Linked DNA regions of Mus musculus: region 1 is linked to region 2. The links are chromatin loops, found by intact Hi-C in ENCODE. Cell type or tissue: heart. All regions are shown on one strand. Each heading gives the region's core, and the rest is flanking DNA. Links, peaks and the distances in the headings are about the cores only. Region 1 has its middle 15 kb from the start of Gm39457. Region 2 has its middle 64 kb from the start of Gm39458.

What was found. Peaks named below come from ENCODE experiments on the same cell type or tissue, not always from the same donor. Only the 100,000 strongest peaks of a DNase experiment are listed, where the experiment ranks them.
Region 1: it touches region 2 in a loop (4-fold over the local background); 3 of 42 quality-filtered maps call a loop at or near these places.

The regions. Positions count from the first base shown.
Region 1 is chr9:120,652,648-120,662,900 of GRCm38, forward strand. No RefSeq gene overlaps it. Among named protein-coding and RNA genes, the nearest start is that of Gm39457, 15 kb to the right of the region's middle. In heart, for the core only: a CTCF peak has its summit at 4,510 (motif pointing right); DNase peaks (open chromatin) are centred at 4,534 and 6,214; H3K27me3 peaks cover 91 bases.
Region 2 is chr9:120,734,231-120,744,483 of GRCm38, forward strand. No RefSeq gene overlaps it. Among named protein-coding and RNA genes, the nearest start is that of Gm39458, 64 kb to the left of the region's middle. In heart, for the core only: no CTCF peak of the experiment used is centred there; DNase peaks (open chromatin) are centred at 3,961, 5,171 and 5,661; H3K27ac peaks cover 3,432 bases.

The DNA of each region.
Region 1 (10,253 bases), core at 1,935-6,934, 83 kb before region 2:
AAATGAGGTTGCAGGTAAGAAAAGGCTAGTCAAAGCTGGCTAAAGCTGTGTGACAAGTAGGGTCATTCTCTGCTCTCTTTGGTTTGAAATCTTCAGATATGACGAGATAAAACTGTACTAGCTTTGCTATTGATTACGGAAGCATGCTTTTACACCTGGCTCTTTTTCTTTCCCTGTTACAGGAATTGAAACGAGGACCTCGTGCCTGCTTGTCACGTGCTGTATCACTGAGCGCCATCTCCCGCAGGTTTTGACACTGGAAGCTGCTTAGCAGAATACCTTGATTACAGGACTGGAGGGCAGCTGATTCATACAGTACCACGTGCGCTCTCTCGGGCCGTGCGAGGTATCCTGGTGTCCCAGGCGACCTGGAGAATTTGGAAGTCATTTTTCAACCTCCATGGGCTTCAGTCTTTGTCTGTGCTGTGGGAATGAGGATTGGGGGCTGAACTCTGTATCATTTGGATACAGCGGAGCTGGTGTTGTCCATGGGCACGGACAGGGATAAGGTTGGGGAGGGGATGCTCCTAGAACATTCCATGGGAAAGCAAAGGCTGACTGGACTGGACTTTCTTCTCCGGTGCTTGGATTTCTCTTTGGCCAATTTGGAAGGCGACACACATACTCTAGGGAAGATTGTGTCCAACAGGAGCAGCAGCAGTTGACTTACTGGAGGCACTCTGCAGGGAGCCAGTGTCTGCCACTGGTGACAGTGACTAATGAAGCAGCCTGAAGGACTGCATGTGGCCGAGGACCAGGATGGCTGATCCACATCCACCCAGAGCAAAATCGAAGGCTCCAATTTAGCCTGCTGAGCAAACATATTTATGGAGGCTTATTGAACACAAAATTAATTTAGGAGGCATTAATCTGCAGAGGACTGGACTGGCAGCTACAGTGGGACCCTTAATGGATGGCGGTAACAAAATGAGCCAGGCTGCCACGATCCTTTCTTTAAATGAGAAAATATGAGTTCCCCCAGTGCATTGTGTACTCTGAGACTTTCTCTAGAGTAATTCAGCCTCCGGATAGAACGAGGGGACAAAAGAGAGTCCTGAAGAAAGTAGGTCCTCAGAAACTAGCATCTTCATGTCAGGGTTAGCCTCGAGACGGGCAGCTGCGGAGGGACGCCTTCTCCTCTCGCTCTGGTTTTGTAGCACTCTGGTGAGCCTTAGCTTACTGGGGGACCTCCTGAATGAACCACAGGGAGCCCGAAATCGATACAAAAAGCAAGAGGAATTTATTGTTCCAACGACCGTCCCAGCCTGTTTGGTCAGTCTTCATACAGTTTTTCAGAGCAACAGCCATTAGGCACAATGTGATTGGCAGAACAGTGTGGCTTTTAAATCGATTGGTCTCTGGGGAATGAGGTGGCAGGGTCTGAGCTGCAGAAGGTGTTTACCTGGTCTAAGCCTCCCCCAACTGCAGGTCCGTCTGTCCTGCGGTGGAATGCTAATTAGCCTGCCCCTTCTGGAGGAGAAGGGGAGGAGGGTCTGGTGGAATTTTCAAAAAGGACCCGAGCTGACCTTTTCAGTTTCTCTGCTGTGCCCTTGGCTTGGGGTTGGGTTTCCTTGCTCTCTATCCACGAGTGCAGACCAACACTAGGAGCACCCAGGAGGATGTTAGAAATACAGACTCTCAGATCCTGCCCCACATGGGCTTTAGCAGTGAATGTATTTAGACCAGGACTCCAGTTGATGTCTGTGTGTGCATATGCTCAGGTGTATTTGTGTAAGTGCAGGAGCACATGTGTGCGTGTGCATGTGGAATCGAGGGGCCGACCTTAGGCGTTGCTCCTCAGGCACTAACCCCGATGATTTTTGAGACAGGGTCTTTTCCCTGGGACTTGAGGTTGATACCTAGGCTAGACTGGCTAGCCAGGGAGTCCCCGGGGTCCCCCAGTCTCTTTCTCCCCAGTACTGAGATTATAAACACACACCATCACACCCTGGCTTCTAAAGTAGGTGCTGGGAACTGAACTGGTGTCCTCTGTAGGAGCATTTTTGGGCTTTTAACCACTGAGCCTTTTCTCCATCCCCTTTTAGTCTTTAGTTTTCCATTTTATTTATTAGTACTGTGTGTGTGCACGTGCACATGTGTGTGCTATGGTGCCTCTGAGGAGGTCAGAGAGCTTGTGGGAGCTGGTTCTCTCCCTCCACTGTGGGGTTCCATTCATCTGGCTCACTGGCCCTATCCTACATTCTTGGCTTTCCTATTTCTGTCTCATTTTTCTGGGCAGTACTAAGTTGCTTGTTGATAGGTTGTATCTCTGTGGTGAAATGAGCTAATTCAAACCAGATTAGATTACAGATGCAGGTCCGTTGGGAAGCTGCTTTGGGCTGAGTTCACTGGCCCCAAGGACTGAGAGGACTGAGAGAGAGAAAGAGAGATAGAAAGGGCCTGAGGGGAGAGGGGGGGGGGGAAGAGGAGAAGAACAGAGGGAGAGGGGGAGGGAGGAGAGGGAGAGGGGGAAGCACTCTCACAATCTGGGGGAAGGACAGCCTAGCCCCTGGGCTAGAAAGTTCAGGGTTAGCTGGGCAGTGGTGGCGCACCCCTTTAATCCCAGCACTTGGGAGGCAGAGGCAGGTGGATTTCTGAGTTCGAGGCCAGCCTGGTCTACAGAGTGAGTCCCAAGACAGCCAGGGCTACACAGAGAAACCCTGTCTGGAACACCTCCCCTCCCCCCCAGCCCCCTCCCCCCAAAAAAAGAGAAAGTTCAGGGCTGGTGGCAGTGTATGCCAGGTAGGAACTGAGGGATGTTAGGAGAACCTGGAGGTCAGGTCTGCTTTGATATGTAAAATATGCACCTCAGACCCTCATCCTGGGGTTGGAAACTAAACACTTGTATGTGTGAAAACACCTTTGTTCTGTAGCTTGTGTGACTGGCTTGTGGTGGAGCCCCAGGTGGGGAGTTAGTCTCTTCAGATGTTTGCAGCACACTGGGCTGTTTCTCCAAGACCTGTCAGTATGGCTGTTTCCAATGGAATCCCTGAAAGCCTTGGAATCTTCCACTCTTTTTTGGGGGGGGCGGGAGGGGTGTTCCAGACAGGGTTTCTCTGTATAGCCCTGGCTGTCCTGGAACTCACTCTGTAGACCAGGCTGGCCTCGAACTCAGAGATCCGCCTGCCTCTGCCTCCCAAGTGCTCGGATTAAAGGCGTGCGCCACCACTGCTCTGCTCACCTTCCATTCTTACCTGACCCACATTATGGAATCTTTCTTCATCAGTATGCTAGGTTCTTGGTGGCATAAGTTTTATTTCTTTTGAAAGTTTTCTTACTTGTTCATTGTTTTTTCGAGAGTCTCTCGGGGTAGCCCTGGAATTTGCTATGTGGCGTAGACTGACTTTGAACTCCCAGAGATCTGTCTGCCCGTGTCCTCCCTTTGCTTCAGCGGGGACCTTTGAACACCTCCTCATTGGTTTTATTCAGTTGCCTCATTAACTTTGGGGAGTATGTCCTGGGGACAACATTGGCTCCTATTTTACATTTATTCCCATTTTACTGTCTGATACATTGATGGAGCTTATTATTGGTTGAACGTGATGAAACAGTGAAGCCAGTATAGCTCTCTCCTTCCCTCTTTAAACGAAATTAGGCTTTCTGAATGTGGGGATTAAAAGGCTTCATCCAGGAAGGATGGCACACAGGGTTTTGGGTTCATAGACTCTTCAGCGACGTGTGGATCTGAGGACTTACCACTGCAGTTATAGAATACTGAGTTCCAAGGCAAGGCACACTATTTATTTAGCTTTTTAAATTACGCCAAGGGAGCGACTTGGTCGGGGAGCTGGCACAGTCAGTCAACAGTGCTTGAGGACCTGAGCTAGAACCCAGAACCCAAGTGAAAGAGCCAGCTATGGTGGTGCATGGTTGTACCCAGTGCTGGGGAGATAGAGGCAAGTGGGTCTCTGGGGCTCCCTGGCCAGGCAGCACAGTCCAGTTGGAAAGCTCTATGCTAGTGGGAGACGCTGACTCAAAGAACAAGATAGAAGGCACCTAAAGACTGACAGTCGAGGCTGTCCTTGCTTCCACACAAGTGTGCGTGCGCACCTGCACACGCGAGAACATACACAGAAATGGATGTGTGCACACAGACGTGCATTGGGAGACTCTGAATGGTCCCCATTCTCTGGAGTACGTGACAAGTTCCCTTTTTGCCTGTGGAGTCCTTTCTTGGACCACGGTCTCTGCTTTTGAGTTTTCACTCTTCCCAAGATGAGATCTTTGCTCAGCTGAGCAAAGTCACCTGGAACACCAGCCCCTGCCTTCTCTTTCCAAGGTCGTTCATAGGGCATCCCAGCCTTCTGATGTACTAAACAGCTGTAATTGGAGAAAATTTAATAAACAGCCATTAAGTTGCTAATAGAAGCGTCAGGACTCATCTATTTCATAAGTTCTAATAATTAATAAAGATTAGCTGCAAATACAAAGCTACCCAGTGTCTCGGTCTGACCCAGAAATGGCCCTGCAGCCTCTTTCTCTTACCCTGGTGGCCGTTAACCAGGCAGGAGATCGTGGGGCCCTCTGCTCACTGCCACTGGAGGGCAGCAGTGGGAACACAAGGCAGGGAGAGAGGATAACTGGGGGAGGGTCTCAGCTGAGTTTCCTCTCTCTCCTAAGGTCTTGCTACTGGGAGGTTAGGGAAGCTAAGAGGACTTCCCCCCCCCCCCCCCCCCGGGTTCCAGCGATGGTGGTGAGTCTTTCTAAATCATTGTATGGGGCTGGGGAGATGGCTCAGTGGCTAAGAGCTCTGCTGTTCTTTCAATTGCCATATGGGAGTCCACACCCATCTGTAACTCTAGTTTCAGGAAATCTGACCTCCTCTCCTGCTGTCTACTGACACCAGGCTCAGAAGGGGGCACAGACATTCATGTAGGCAAAAGACCCATAGGCATAAAACAAAAACTATAAATCTTCACGTGTGCATAGGATGTGTATGTGTATATTGTGTGTGTGTGCTGGCATACGTGTAACGCAGTAAGCCCACAGAGGTCAGAGGAGAACCTTGGGTGTCACTCTGTGCCTTCTACCTCATCTAAGGTAGGGCCTCTTTCTTGTTCACTGCTGTGAACACCAGGCTACCCAGTCCCAATGCTTCCAGGAACCCTGGCATCTCTGCCTTCCCTCGAGCCATAGATTAGAGGCACTGGCTTTATCTGGGTCCTGGGGATCCAAATTCAATTCTCCCATCTGCACAGCAAGTGCTTTTACCCACTGAGCTGTCTCCATGGCCTGGCTGATTTCTTTTAAGCCTGGTGCCTTTCCCTCTGGAGAGAGGCTGTGGAGGCCAGGGTGTGGAGGCCAGGCAGGTGTTCTTGGCTCTGCTGTCTGGGGTTTGTTGAGAGAGGGAGTGGTGTGGGAGAGCTCACTTTACTCTGAGGTCCTGGCAGCCTGTGGAAGCCTTCCCCAAGAAGGACCAGTTAAAACAACAAATGGATCAGCCATGCCTTATGTGGCTATTTTAAGGCAAAAGGGAAATAACTTGGATGGAAAAAGAGGTGAGTGGAAATTCAAACCCCTCCATGTCTCCCTCCAATTCATTCCTCCATCTCTATGCCTGTCTTTGTGTGTCTGTCTCTCTGTCTCTATACCTGTCTTTGTCTTTCTGTCTCTGTCTGTCCTCTCTCCTTGTCTCTCTGCCTGTCTTTGTCTGTCTCTATCTCTTTTCCTATCTTTGTCTTTCTTTCTCTCTCTGTCTGTCCTTTCTCTCTCTTTTCTCTCTTTCTCTGCCTGTCTTTGTCTATCTTTGTCTGTCTGTCCTCTGTCTCTTTCAGTCTCCCTCTGTCTCTGTGTCTGTGTCTGTCTGTGTCTCTCTATGTCTCTGTCTCTCTATATCTCTCTGTCTGTCTCTCTCTGTGTCTCTGTCTCTCTGTCTGTTTCTCTCTGTCTCTCTCTGTCTATCTGTTTCTCTCTGTCTCTGTCTCTCTCTTTCTCTGTCTCTCTGTCTGTTTCTCTCTGTCTCTCCCCTCACCACCATCAGGTGCCCTGGAGCTGGCCTCTACTGTGGTGTTCGCCAGATGACCTGCTCCATCTATCTTGCTTTGGGCAGGGCCCCTTGAGAACAGAGTGGGGTTTGTGTCTGCTGCATGTTGAACTTGGCAGGTATGAGAATTACTCATTCCAAGGCAAACTACCATCTTTTAGAAGAGAGGGCTGGGCCTAACATCCGTGCTGGGAATGGGCCATGTGCACAGCCATCCAGGACTGCTCCAAGTGAATAGCCTCCTTCTTCACAGTTCCAACCAGGCCTCCCACTGGGGAGGAGCAGGCATCAGGTCTGGAGGGAACCAGGAGATTTGGGTGCAAGGGTTTGTGGGAACAGGAAGCTCTGCAAGCAGGGGTTCAAGCATCCCTGCCATTGCCAACTGCTGATGTGGACAAATGTTGGCCAGGCCAATGTCACGAGGTGCATGTTCAAGTGTGTGAACTCCATTCAGTGGGAGAGAATGGACTCTTGTTTGCCAAGAACTGTCTCTCCTCCAAGAAAGATGCTGAAGGGCAGGGGGACATTTTCAGAAACTTTTCTCCAGCTTCCCTCTCTCCTTCCCAGGTATCATAGAATCTGTTCCCAGAGAGTTTGCCTTCCAAGGATCAGAGAGGATAGTCTACAGGTCAGAAAAGAAAGAGACCTTCAGCCTCAATTGAAAACTGTTGTCAAAGAGTGAAGTCCCCTGTTGATCCCACCAGTGCAAGTAACTCAGTTCTATCAGAGCTGGCATCCAGATGCCAGCCCCACTGCACACCGGCTGTGTGTGCCGATTTAGCCTCTCTTCGTACAGTCCTGCATAGATGGTGGGAGGGGCCTGTTGACTGTCACACAGGTTGTGGGGGTTGAGGGGAAATGTGTGGGAACGTGCTTATGCCACTGATGTCTTAGCTGTTCACTCTGACACAGGACCTTCACTCAGAGCTCCTAAGGGAAAAAGGGGAACAGTGCTGTGGAGGCCATTATGTCCCCTTTACATTTGGGAAGCGTTGCTGGTGAGTGTGATGGTGCTGGCAGCCCCACATCTGGGACAGAGAAGACCCAAGTTTCAGGGTCTGTCTTGTGTATGTTCTCTTGGTACCTGGTGTAAAGTAAAGAGCTCCAACAGGTTATAAGGTTGCACATTTTCATGACCTGTCTCAGTGTGTCCAACTGGCTCCCTGAGAGCCTCTTGCAACCCAGAATGACTGTAAACATGTCCCAACTCAAGACTGTAAACTTTTTTTTTTAAGACTTATTTATGTAAGTACATCGTAGCTGTCTTCAGACATTCCAGAAGAGGGTGTCAGATCTCATTACGGATGGTTGTAAGCCACCATGTGGTTGCTGGGATTTGAACTCAGGACCTTTGGAAGAGCAGTCGGTGCTCTTAACCATTGAGCCGTCTCTCCAGCCCCTCAACACTGTAAACTTACTTAAGCATGAACTAAATTTAAAAATTCTTTGACATTTACTTATTCATAGATTGTATGTGGTAGTGGAGGTGGGGGATGCTGCAGAGCTTGTGTGGAGGTCAGAGGGGAGGTAGAGGGGGGTCGGTTCTCAGACATGTGACTGTGTGACAGACCTGCAAGCAGGCAGAGAACATCTCTCTTTGTCTTCTTGTGACATGCTGTCATTGTCAGCTGGAAAGCCACCACGAACTCTGTGCCTCCCTGGAGTCAGACGACAGCTTTAGGTCCTGACCCCCAAACCAATGATTAATCCCGTTCTTTCCCCCTAACGCTCTCTGCTCCCCCAGAGTTTGGGTTTTGTTTCATGGTCTTAAGACTTTTTATTAAATATGTAGTTCTTCAAACTCCAAACCAACACTGAGATAGTGCTGCACTCAGAAGTGCTTGTACGAGACCCCATGTTCCCTCCTCACACCCCAGGCATGATGGTGCATGCGTGTAATGCCAACACTCAAGCAGCAACAGAAGGATCAGGAGTTCAAGGCCAGCCTTAGCTACATAGCAAGTTCAAGGACTGCTTGGGCTATCTGAGACCCTTTCTCTAAACACAAACAGCACACACACACACACACACACACACACACCCCACTCAAAGTAAAACCTCCTGTAAAAAAACACCACAGAATGACTCCAAAATATCGCAGAGAGGCACACCTTAGGCTCCAATCTCGGGTTTGTTCCCTTTGGGTCTGCCTTGTAGTCCCTGTCACCAGTATCCTCTGCATGAGCACTACAGCACCATGGGAATGTGGGTTGATGCCCACCACGTGCAGCGCTGATGCCTGCTACACACAGTGCCCATGGGGGTGCGTGCTGACACCTACCACGCACAGCGTCATGGGGACGCGTGCTGACGTCCACTACGCATAGCTCCATGGGGACGCATGCTGACGCCCACCGTATCCAGTTACTCCTTCCATACTTATTATATTTAGAAACAAAAGTGCTCTCCTGGCTGTCTGGGGTGGTTTCTTCTCTGTTTGGGCTTCAGGGCTTTGGTCACCCGTCTTTACCCCCTTCTTAGCAGCAGCATTCTGGCTTGGTTCCGGGTGGCCCACTACCCTCCCTAAGGCTTGTTTTATTTTCATTCCACATACATTTTGGGTGGTCCATTCCACCTTCAGTTTCTCCCCGCCGATCTTTTTCTTTATTCTGCTACATCGTTACTGCTTAAACCCTGTAAGGTGGAGCTTCTGCCTCCTTTGAAGAGAAGTCCGTCTGACCCGAGGTGGGGGGGGGGGGGGAACTGCAGTCTTCCTGTTCTCCCATATTCCTCTTGAGTTGGGCCAGAGAAGGTCCTGAGGGAGCAGGAGGAGTCTTGGCAAAATGCAAGTGTGTTCTTCCCTCTGGCCTCTAATTGTGGAAACAGAATATTCCAGCACTTTGAAATGTTTTTTTCCCATGAGTGTCCAGTGAGGAATACATTGACTCGAGGAAATCTAGAATGTTCCTATCTAAACTTGTCTGGTCTTCTACAACACGGGTGCTTGTGGGTAGCAGAGCTGAGCCCTGCTCACAGACTGGAGGCTGTCTTGCCAGTTATTACTGCCTAGCCTAGATTTCCAGAATTCTCTCCTTAATTTCATTCCAAGAAATCCTGAGGCTGTTTTATAAGTTTAGGAAGTACCTCATGTTCTACTCACAGCCTGAGGTGTGCCCACTGGCTCATGTGTAGGTCACCCAGTAGTCCAATGCCTTCCATAGTCAGAGGGGCCCATGTGAACCCACAGCCAGGATCACAGGGCGCATATTGGGTCCCCTGTGTTCCCACAATCCTAGATATGGTGCACGGACAGGATGCCTTACCCAGGGCAATGACCTAGTTTCCATGGACTGGTTGGTAACCCTACTGTAGGGTCCTATTTAGAAATCCAGGATATGCTATTTAGGAGGGCAGGGTAAGGAATGAGGCCAGCACCAGAGATTTCTCAGCCTGAGAAACAGGCCTGGGCTCCCTGGGCTGCACACGTGACTGAAGCATGTGGGCAGCTAGGAAGGCATTCAGAAGTTCCAAACCGCAGAGCAGACCTAGTTCCTGAGCCACATGGAACTTTACAAGTGACCTGGAATCGATGATGGCTAGTCTGCCCTGGGATTTCTTGCCCGGAGCCTCCGCAGTGTTTTCTAGCTCTCTGTGCCCTGCACCGTGAGACCTCTGAACGAGCCATTTTCCAAGTGACTCAGTCGCTTTCAGTCTCCGGTTGTCCGGTCGTCTATCACACTGAGTAGATACGTTTGATCCAGCGCTCATCTCCCCCAGTTGTTTTGGGTCATTTACCTGTTGGAGAATCCTGGGCTCCTGGTCTGGACTTTCCTGGCTCAGCTGCTCACCTCTGTGCCTTGCTGCTTAGCTTGTTCCTCCCATCTGGTATTTCTTGTAAACGGCAGGGGCAGGGGGCAGGGGGCAGGGGGCAGGGGGCAGGGGGCAGGGGGCATGGGGCAGGGGAAGGGGCAGGGGGCAGGATAGTGAGGTGATCACCGCTACTGAGTTGTCATTACTTCCAGATATTAACAGAGGACAGAATAGGAAATAGTTTCATGGGGCTGGAGAGATGGCTCAGCTCTTCCAAAGGTTCTGAGTTCAAATCCCAGCAACCATATGGTGGTTCACAACCATCCATAATGAGATCTGACTCCCTCTTCTGGAGTGTCAGAAGACAGCTACCGTGTACTTATATATAATAAATAAATAAATCTTAAAAAAAAAAAGGAAATAGTTTCAGGAAAAGAAGCAAATCTGCCAGGAGTGGTGGTGCTCACTTTTACCCCAGCCTTGGGAGACAAAGGCTGGTGGATCTCTGTGAGTTTGAGGT
Region 2 (10,253 bases), core at 2,892-7,891:
TCGGACAACAGCCACACCCATCTGATGCCCAGTCCCAGCTGCTTCTGAATGCTTCCCTTCCCTCAATGACAGTTCTGCAGAACTGCCACCCAGGGTCCTCCCAGGGCTTCCTGGTCCTCCTGGCAGCTGCTGGCGGGAGGCTCTCCGCTGCTCTGCATAAGGGAGGGCCATCTGCAGGGCGAGTGCAGAATTTACAATGGACATGAGTGCACTAGACAGGGGCTTAGATCAAAGAGGGCGCCCGAGTTTGTGAAGTCCTTTCATCTTCTCTGATGAAGGATGATACAGAAACGTGAAGTTCGGATGATTGTTTCACTGGGTTCCGGACAGAGCTGGACCGGAACTCACCCAGATGGCCAAGCTAGATGCCCTGTGTGGATGGCTCTATAACACACAGACAGGCCAGTCACATAGTCTAATTCTCTGGTATGTGTTAGTCAATTACATCATCTAAGTGACCTTTATGGTCCTACAAAAAAATCACGACTCAGATTGCTATAGATGTAGCATGAAATGTACATATTTTGTTGCTATATGTAGAAAAAGCCGTATAAGTCAGTAAAGGAAACAGTAAGGACATGTGGGTCTGCCGGCGCCTCTCCAGAGAGAGCCTGGGAGAGACGTCACCCCTAGAATAAAGCGCTCGCTTCACTTCACAGGGATCAGTAGGAAAATTAACAAGGGCCCCTCGTTCTGTTCCATAATTCATTCTCTTTGTTTTAGACATTGAGCTAAGCTGGTGACTCGAAACCACGAGGAAGCTTTTAAACCCAGATCTGGGCCTGGCAGTTTTTGCCTTCCCAGTGACTTCTCCCATCATTAGGGAGATGGACATCATGCCAGCTTGTCATTCAAATTCCCTTCCAATTTAACTCCGTGTCCTTCACAGGCACCCACTGTTACCTCACAGCAGATAATGCTGCTTTTCAGGCTCACCGCCCTCCATTGGAATTGCACTTGTGGCTGGATTTAGTCCTTGGCTTGGGGCTAAGTTAAGATGCGGGAGTCCAAGGGGAGACGGAGAGCTGTCTGTCTCCCTGTGTTTACCTGACCTTGTAAACAGGGGACCAGCTGCTGTTTCCTGCTTTCTGCCACTGGGGAAAATGGAAGGCCACAGGAAGGTGACAGCTGAGGGTCCCACAGTGGGTCCCCAGGGTGGGTCACTCATCGGGCTGTCAATGCAGCTGTTGCTTGCTTGGGTTGGGGCCCTGTGCCAATTTGGACGCTGGCATCCCGGTGACAGCAGCAGCAGAAAGGGCAGGGAGATAAGGAAAGGGGGAACCTTGAAAAGGCTCCAAATGATAGTTGGCTTGCTTGTGACATAACATCCCCCTTCCCACAGCCACCACTCCCCTATACTCAGAGGGATGTCGGAGACATCGTAGGTGAGCTGAGTACATTTGCAGTGAGATGGGCAGCAAGCCCTACCAAGTCATGCTGGTGGCTTCGAGAGCAGAGGACCTACCTAGCCCATGGCTGCTGTCCATTGCTTGCAGTAGCCTCCTTCCCTGCTCCTGTTTTCATGTCAGGAGAGAGAGAAGACTTTCTCCTTGCAGCCAGAGAGAAGAAATACAACATAGAGATGCCAGTTTATAAAGAGTGTCATGTTTAAATGGGTCAGATGCTTGGGGTTCAACGGGTCAGTCAGGGTCACACCCTAAGACCATGAAGCCACGATGTCAGCCCGAGATACTCCACGGATCCCAAGAACCCCCATGAAGATGCCCCTCTGAGTCAAATGTTGCTATGGACCTTAGGTGGACAGTGTGGGGACAGGTTAGCTCTATATCTAGCATCTATTTAACTGTTATTCAGTCTCTTCCCCAAATGCCAGCAGTGTCACAGAAGAGACAGTTGTCCCCCTGGCCACCCACCCTCACTGAGCAGCCAGGGTTGATATGGCAAACCTAGATCTAATTACCCAGCGCCTGCAGAGCAGCAAGGTAAGGCCAAGCTCTCAGGAGCATTTCTGCAGAAGGAGTGATCACACTGCACAGTAGGATTTGCAGCAACTAAGATCACTTGCTCTGTAAACCGAGAGGACACGCTGCAGGTCAGACAGCACCAAAAAGGGCTCCTTGGAGAAAAGCTGTGTCTCCAGTCTCTGCTGAAAATGAAGGTGGCAGTACGGGCAGAGGCCAATCTGTTCTCAAGAGGACAGAGACCACTGTTGTAGAGGAGCGGGGTTAGTGACAAGAGAAGTTTCCGACAGGGAGAACACAGTGCTGAGCAAAAGCTTTGGGTCTTTGCTCTGTCCTCATCCCTAGCAACAAACCTTTCAGAGCTTCTGGTTTTTTTTTAAATATAATCTTGTTTGCTTTTATGTGCACATGTGTATGTGTGTGCCTTCTTTTATGTGCACATGTGTATGTGTGTGCCTTCCTGTCTGTTTGTTTACCGTGCGTTTGCAGTAAGTGTTCTTGGAGGCCAGAAGAGAACATCAGACTTCCTAAAACTTGAGAGCTGGAGTTACAGACAGCTGTGAGCTGCCATGTGGGTGCTGGAAATTGAACCCTGGTCCTCTGCAAGAGCAGCAGGTGCTCATAACCACCTAGCCATTTCTGCAGCCCCAGAGCGTCTGATTTTTCTAGGAGGATAGAGTGAAGATTTCTTCAAACTTTTAAAATTTATTACTGAAGTTTTCATGAAACACTCCATTTAAGGCTTTGACCCCATCATTTTATGCAAAGTTTTAGCAATTGAATGTTCCAGGGGTCTTACTGCTCATTAATTTAAAAATACAAACAAACAAACAAGCAAGCAAAACCCAAACAAACAAAGTTTGAAAAGAGTACCCTGGCATGAGTTCTCAAAGTGTCAGAGACAGAGAGCTTTAGGGAGGGAGAACGGATTGGTTTTGTTTCCTTTGTGTATGTATAACTTGGAGAAAAACTCGGAACAGGATATCCAAGGATAAATTTCATCCTTTATATATTTAAAAAAAACAATTTTTTTTTAGCCAGTATTCTTATCCTGGCCCCACTTCCTGTCCTGTCTACCTCCTGACTGTGGATGCAATGTGACCAGTCAGACCCCACAGCTGCTGCGTGCCTCCTTATCCACACAGAAGACTGTATTTTCTCAACGGTGGGTCAGAGTAAACCCTTCCTCTCTTCCTGTGCTTTTCAGGCATTTGGTCTCAGCCAGGAGAAAAGCGGCTAACACAGTTTAGCAGCAGGGAAAGGTCTCCCAGGGTAGCCTTGTCTTGTCTTGTTTGTTTGTTTTTAAGGGGAAATTATCTGAGAAATACTACATGGGAAGATAAAAGCATACAGGAAAGAGCTGTTTTGTGATTGGTTCAAAAACCTGTCTAAATAAGGATAAGAATCTTTGAATTTAAATCTGCACATGGATGACCTCAGGGAGCTAAAAATAACCATGATATGAATGGAGTAGCATTGAGCCGGGCTGTGGTGGTGGCTGTGGTGGCCCTGACCTTTAATCCCAGCACTGTGGAGGCAGAAGCAGGCAGATCTCTGAGTTTGAGGCCAGCTTGGTCTACAGAGGGAGTTACAGAACAGCCAGGGCTACACAGAGAAACCTTGTCTAGAAAAACAAACAAATAAACAACAAATAAAAATAATGGGGTAGTGCTATTGTGGCTTTATGTGGTATACACACACACACACACACACACACACATACACACGTACATATCTACAACTATATAAGTGTATAAAGTTGGCCTTCATAGGCATATAGACTCAGGAATATTCAGTGTCCAATTCCTGCTGTTGTGACTTGGATAGGTGTGGTAGGGTGGTGGGCCACAAACCCACTACACAGGAGCCTCGATCTACTCAAGACTGAACTACATAATCTATTCAGAGAGTGACCTCTCTGCTCTTAGCTCAACCAGCCAGCTGGAGCTGTACAGATAAGAGGCAGTAAGATTTCTCAAAGAGGGGAGGAGTTTATAGACAGGAGGCCAGCAGTGTGTGTGTCCCTGGGGAAAGCTGGGAATGATTTCTGAGCCACATGACTAGGGAGAGAAAAGATTGGTTAGGAGCAGCCTGGCTAGGTCAGACTGCAGATGCTGGGGCAGACTGGAGGATCTGTCACATCCACAGCAGGTAGCTCCTTTTCACCTCCAAGGAAACCAAGTTCCTGCCCACAACCTCTGCAGGGCTGAATACAGGTATTTGTATAAGGTTTTCAAAGATGTTGTTTATAACAGCAGCAACAACAAAAAGCCCAACAATATTGTGCACTGATGTTTAATGAGCCCTGAGTTTCCAGCATTTCTCACATCTACAAAATCACATTCGGGCCCTGGGATCCCATATCCAATAGCTGCTGTGATGTCCAGGGAGACAGAATCTACAAACTTTTAAGTATCAGTCACCACTAGCTTCAGGGTTTAGCACCCCTGCTCAGCCATGAGAATGTAGCCAATCTAGGATGGGACGAGGTCCTTTACTCTATGGAAGGTCCCAAAACAGAAACCCACCCTGGCTTCTCTTGAGAATTTACAATGTATGTTTAAAGAGAACGTTCTGGAAACAGTGTTTCAGTGACTCTTAACCAGTGGCTGTAAGTCAGAGAACTGTGGAAGGCAGCCCAGGGGACCTGCTGGGAGGGGACAGGGTCTTTCTCCATCCTGCTGGGAGGGGACAGGGTCTGTCTTTCTTGATCTGGACCTCATGTTTGCTCCTGGGTGGTTCTCTGCATGGGCTGCTTTTCTCTCTCTGTTCTTTCATTTATTTGCTTCTGGTCAGGGTCTCATGCACCCCAGGCTGCCCTTGAGCTTCCTACATAGCCAAGGATAGTCTTGAACTCCTGATCCATCTGCCTCTACCTCCCATGTGCTAGGACTACAGACATGAGCCACTACACAGTTTATGCATTGTTGAGATTCGAACCCAGGGCTCCAAATATGCTAGATCTCTTTATATTACAGGTGGGATTCATTTGTTGACCATGCTAACCCCATGTCCCTGAGAGGGACTACTATTACAGGGTACAGCCTTGTGTGAAGGTGAAGGTAATTTCAGCGCCAGCCGTGAGTCAGGCATAGGTCTACATTCCAGAGAGCAGAGTCAGAGCCCGTGCTGGAGAAGAGAACTCCTGGGCCTTGGCCTGAGTTCCTACTTCTCTGCTCAGCTCATGATCCCTCCTCACATCCCACAGTCACAAGGCCAGGCTTCTAGAAAAGCCCCCCTCCCCCATGTTTTATCTGGCAGAACACTGGGACAATAACTGGACTAGCTTCAACTGACCAGGAAACCAAAGCCCTACAGAAAGACGCCTCATGAGTCCTGCCAAACTTCGTGTTCCCTGCCAGTCCCGGGCTGGCTGGACAAACAGCCTTGCCAGGGTTTGCATTTGTGAGGAGGGCGAATGTGCTGTGTGGAACCACAGAATGGAAGTTATGTACTTTCGGGGAAACAGTACAAGCAAACTCAGGCTCGGTTTCCATTATGCGGCTTCTGAAAGGGCTTCACCTCCTGCGTGGAAGGGAGTGGGCTCTGGGGCAACAAAGGCGTTGCCTCTGTGGCTTTTCTGAAGCAGTATGTGTGTGCTTGTCAAAACATACCTTTCCTGCGAACTTTGAAGACAGGGTCTGTCTGCCTGCCAGAAAGGGGAAGAGAGAAAATTCCACTCTGCAGCCCCTTTGGCCTGTGCACAGGGCAGGATCCTCTCTCACAAAGGCATTCCTTCACAGTTGCAAAGCCAGCTTCCCCAGAGATTTCCCACCACCGCAGTCTGACTGGGTCTGGAGGGTGGAGAGCTGGCACAGGGATGTTTTCTCCATCATGAAACAGAAAGGTAAATAAAGCTCTGCTCCGTGGAGGGCCAGGGCCCCCAGGGCTTAGGGAATTGTGAAGCAAGTGTCCGTTAAAAACTCCTCCTTTCTGTGGCTGCAATCATCCCCTTCAACTGCTGTAGCCCCTCTGATAGGAGTAGGGAAACCTCCGAATTGGGAGATAACCTGGGCCTGTAGCTGGAGCAGAGCTTTCAAACCCCACATGGCATCGAATCAGCAGATTGTCTGTCCAGACCTCCCTATCTTAGAAGTTTGATCTGCAGTCAGCCTCTCTCTGGAGTCACAAGAGGACCTCCAATCAAAGCAAAGTTCCAGTCAGGTGGGACCCTATCTACAGTACACAGCACAGGCATTCCCTCCTACTACTCAGTGGCCCCATTTCCTTGCTGGCTCCAGATTCTCAGCTCATAATTAGGGCTGAGGGTGAGGGAGATAGCAGTTAAGTATCTCCTGTGCAAGCCTAAAGACTTGAGGTCAGCCTCCAAAAATCAGGCACAGAAGCGAACATCTGTAATCCCCGTGCTGAAGGGGCAGGGCTGACACAGGAGCAGTCCAGGACCCTCCTGGACAGCCAGTCTTGCTGAAATTGGTGAACTTTCAGTTCAAAGAGAGACCTTGTCTCCAAAAGTAAAGATGGATGTCATTTGAGAAAGACATCTGGGATGCTGGCCTCTGGCATTCATGCATACATATGCATACATACATGCATACATATGCATACATACATGCAAACAAGCACACACATGTATACACATACACAGGAAATAATAAAAAAAAGAAAAACAAACTGCTTTGATTAATGTCTAATTCATTGTACATTCACATAGCCTTCATTAAAGGGCTTGAAAAATGACACCCTGAAATAGCTAAATGTAACCCCTTGCTTTATGTTTGTTTAGCTAGGAAATTTTTCCCTTATAGCCATCACAAAGTTGAACTACTTCACTCAGCCCCAGCGGCCTGACACAACTCATGGTGAATTCAAAGGAGGTCACTATTTTCTGAGGTCAACTTTATTTTTTTCCTAAGTAGAAGTTTAGTGCCACAGCCTTCCAGTATGGCGTCTGTTTGACTCACTGTGTTTGCCCGCATACCAGGCGGACCTCAGGAAGCTACAGAAACAATGTAGCAAGGATAAGGGTGAGACCACTTAAGGAAATAGTATCTGGTCAGAAACCTGAATTGTTTTCTGCTGGCAGAGGCTGGGCAACATGTAAAAGCTGGTTTCCTGTTGCACATAACTTTTAAAGATTGATTTATTTGTGTGTATACCTGAATGAGATTATGCATACCATCTGCCTGCGGTGTCCTCAGAGTTAAGGTTATGAGCAACTGTGAGCCACCTGATGTCAATGCTGAGAACCAAACCCAACTCCTCTGGAAGAGAAATAGGTCCTCTAACCCTGGGCCGTCTCTCCAGTCCTCTATATAGATTTTACTATTATAAAATTTATTGAACTGGTTTTTTCTTCCTTCCTTCCTTCCTTCCTTCCTTCCTTCCTTCCTTCCTTCCCTTTGTTGGCATTTTGCCTGCATGTATATCTGTGTATAGAGCTTGAATCCTGGAGTTACAGAGCTGTGAGCCACCATGTGGCTGCTGGGAATTGAACCTGGGTCCTCCCCAGCCCCCCTTATCAAACTGATTTTCAGTGCCCTGTTCTCTTATTATTCTGGAGTGGCAGCTCAGCGGATAAGAGCACTGGCTTCTCTTGTGGAAGACTTGGCCTGGTTCCCAGTGCCCACATGTGAGTCACAATCACCTTTAACTACAGTTCCAGAGGATCCAATGCCATCTTCTGGTGTCCGCAGGAACCAGGCACATATGTGATGTGTGTTTATGCAGACAAAACACTTACTTACAACATAAAAATTAAAACAAAAACTTTAAAGAGAAGGGCTAGCCCCTGAATCCCAAGGCATCCAATTGCCCAATCCAGAGACTGGGACAAGGAAAAGCATCCAGAGTTACAGAATTGGTGAGCAGTAGTCCCGAGACTCAACCCTGACCTAGGATGCTGTCCTGCTTTCTGTTGCTCTGATCAAACACGCTGATAAAAGCATCTTGGGAGGAAAGGGTTTATTTGGTTTACACTTCCAGGTCACAGACAGTCATTGGAGAGAAGTCAGGGCAGGAACTTGAAGCAGGCACCTTGGAGAGATCCTGCTGGCTGGCTCCCTCTCAGGGTTAGGCTCTGCTAGCTTTCTTACACAGCCCAGGACCGCCTTCCCAGTGCCACCTATAGTGGGCTGAGCCCTCTGGAATCAAGACTATCCTTTACAGCCATGCCCAGTGGCCAGTCACACCTGAGAAACCCATCAATGGAGACTCCTTTCTTAGGTAACTGGAAGATATGGTCAGCTGACAGTTAAGGTTCCCCAGAGCTTGTAAACTCTAGGGTGCCTGTTTATTACCACGGCCTCAGTGGAAGACAGATTCTGACTCGGGAGTGAAGTCCTCCCTCTTAGCAAGGTCTTTCCCGTGGGCAAATCAATGCTGTCAGTCAAGGATCACAGTGAAAAGCAGATGTCCTGATGCTGTAACAACAAAATGGTTTCAGGTATCATAGCAGAGAAAGAAGGGTTCCCTATGGCCCCACAGAGGCTTAGGTCCAAAGGCAACGTGGGAAGGACTGTGCAGAGAGGGTCCTTTGATTCTGCTGTTCCAGTTCCTTTGTGTGAGTGTGTCTGTATGGATGTGTGTGTGTGTATTGTCTGTATGGATGTGTGTGTGTGTGTGTATTGTCTGTATGGATGTGTGTGTGTGTGTGTGTATTGTCTGTATGGATATGTGTGTGTGTGTGTGTATTGTCTGTATGGGTGGGTGTGGGTGCATGTGTGGGTGTCTGTATGGATGGATGTGGGTGCATGTGTGTGTGTATGGATGGATGGGCGTGTGTGTATTGTGTGTGTGTGTGTATTGTCTGTATGGATGTGTGTGTATGTGTGTGTGTATTGTCTGTATGGGTGGGTGTGGGTGCATGTGTGTGTGTCTGTATGGATATGTGTGTGTGTGTGTGTGTATTGTCTGTATGGGTGGGTGTTGGTGCATGTGTGTATGCATGTGTGTGTGTGTGTGTATGGATGGGTGTAGGTGCATGTGTGTATGCATATGTGTGTGTGTGTGTATGGGTGGGTGTGGGTGCATGGGTGAGTGTCAGTGCACTTGCATCTGTGTGTGCTTGCATGGGGAGGCCAAAGGTCAACCTCAAGGTCATCCCTCAGGCACTATCCACCTAGTGTTTTGAGACAGGGCATTTCTCTTGCCCGGGGCTCACCAAGTAGGCTGGGCTGGCCAGCGAGGCCCAGAGACCTGCCTGTCTCCACCTGGGCAGCACTGAGATTATAAGCACCTGCCATAGCAGCCAGCTTCCCTGTGTGCTCTGAGGACTGGATGGGCTCTGCATGCTCACGTGGTGAGTACAGACTGAGCTTCTAGCCCCAGCACCTCCCACCTCCTACCCCTTGCCTCTTTTCTTCTGCACCTCAGAGAATTTGCTCCCAGAACAGTTGGTACTCAGTTTCATGCCCTGATTCTTGACTGCATCTCTCACTCTACGAAATATTCCAGTTTGACAGAAGCCGATGAGATAAGCCCTGTGTCTTCCAACTGTGTTTCCTGGACCTTTCTAAACAAATTCTCATGATTAAGTCTGCCGAGGAAATGCTTCTGCCGGTCCCGGGTGATTGCAGTAGGAGCTGATGTCATTCCAAACCCGGAGGTCACAGGGGGATGATCCTTCCTGCTTTGGCTGACGTGTTTCACTCAAAGGACCCATGCTTTGCAGGTGTTCCTGAGGAAGAAGTTCAAGAGACAGGGGCCATGAGCCACTCAAGCGAAGGACCGCCATCCCACTCTGGGTAGGGAAAACAGAGGGCTCCAATGAAGCATGCACCATAGCCCTGGAGGAACATTTCTTGTGCTTATCATAGAGAGCGGCCATCTCATACAAAATTCTACATAACACCATCTCTGATTTACAGCCACCCACCATTACCTCCCCGTGGCACATTTACTCTCTCAGTCTATTTTACATTTCTATAACATAATACCTGAGGCTAGACAATTTATACTATAGTAGAGAAACAGAATAGGAAACAGTTCAGGCAGAAGGAAGCAAGGGTGGCCTTGAGTAGAGCAACCCACTCTTGCAGTTCTAATTCAGTCTCGTGAGAGCCGGACCCCTCTCCTCCCCATGACAGCGTTAATCTAGTCATGAGGACGGCTCTCCTGTGTTACGGTTCCTTCCCCCTGCAGTGAAAAGGTGCCACTTTCTCCATCCTGGGGACCAAGGCCTCAGCAATGGATGACTGGGGAGCTCACTCTGCTATCCAACTTTATAGGCACTGCTTTAAGTTGCTCATTACTGAGCAGTTCATAACAAAAGAGAGCCAATGAGCTAAGACTAAAATGACTAAAACAAATGGATATGGTGATCCTATGCCAGTCAGCATGCAGTCAAAAGAAATAAAGAAAAACTAAGTAGTT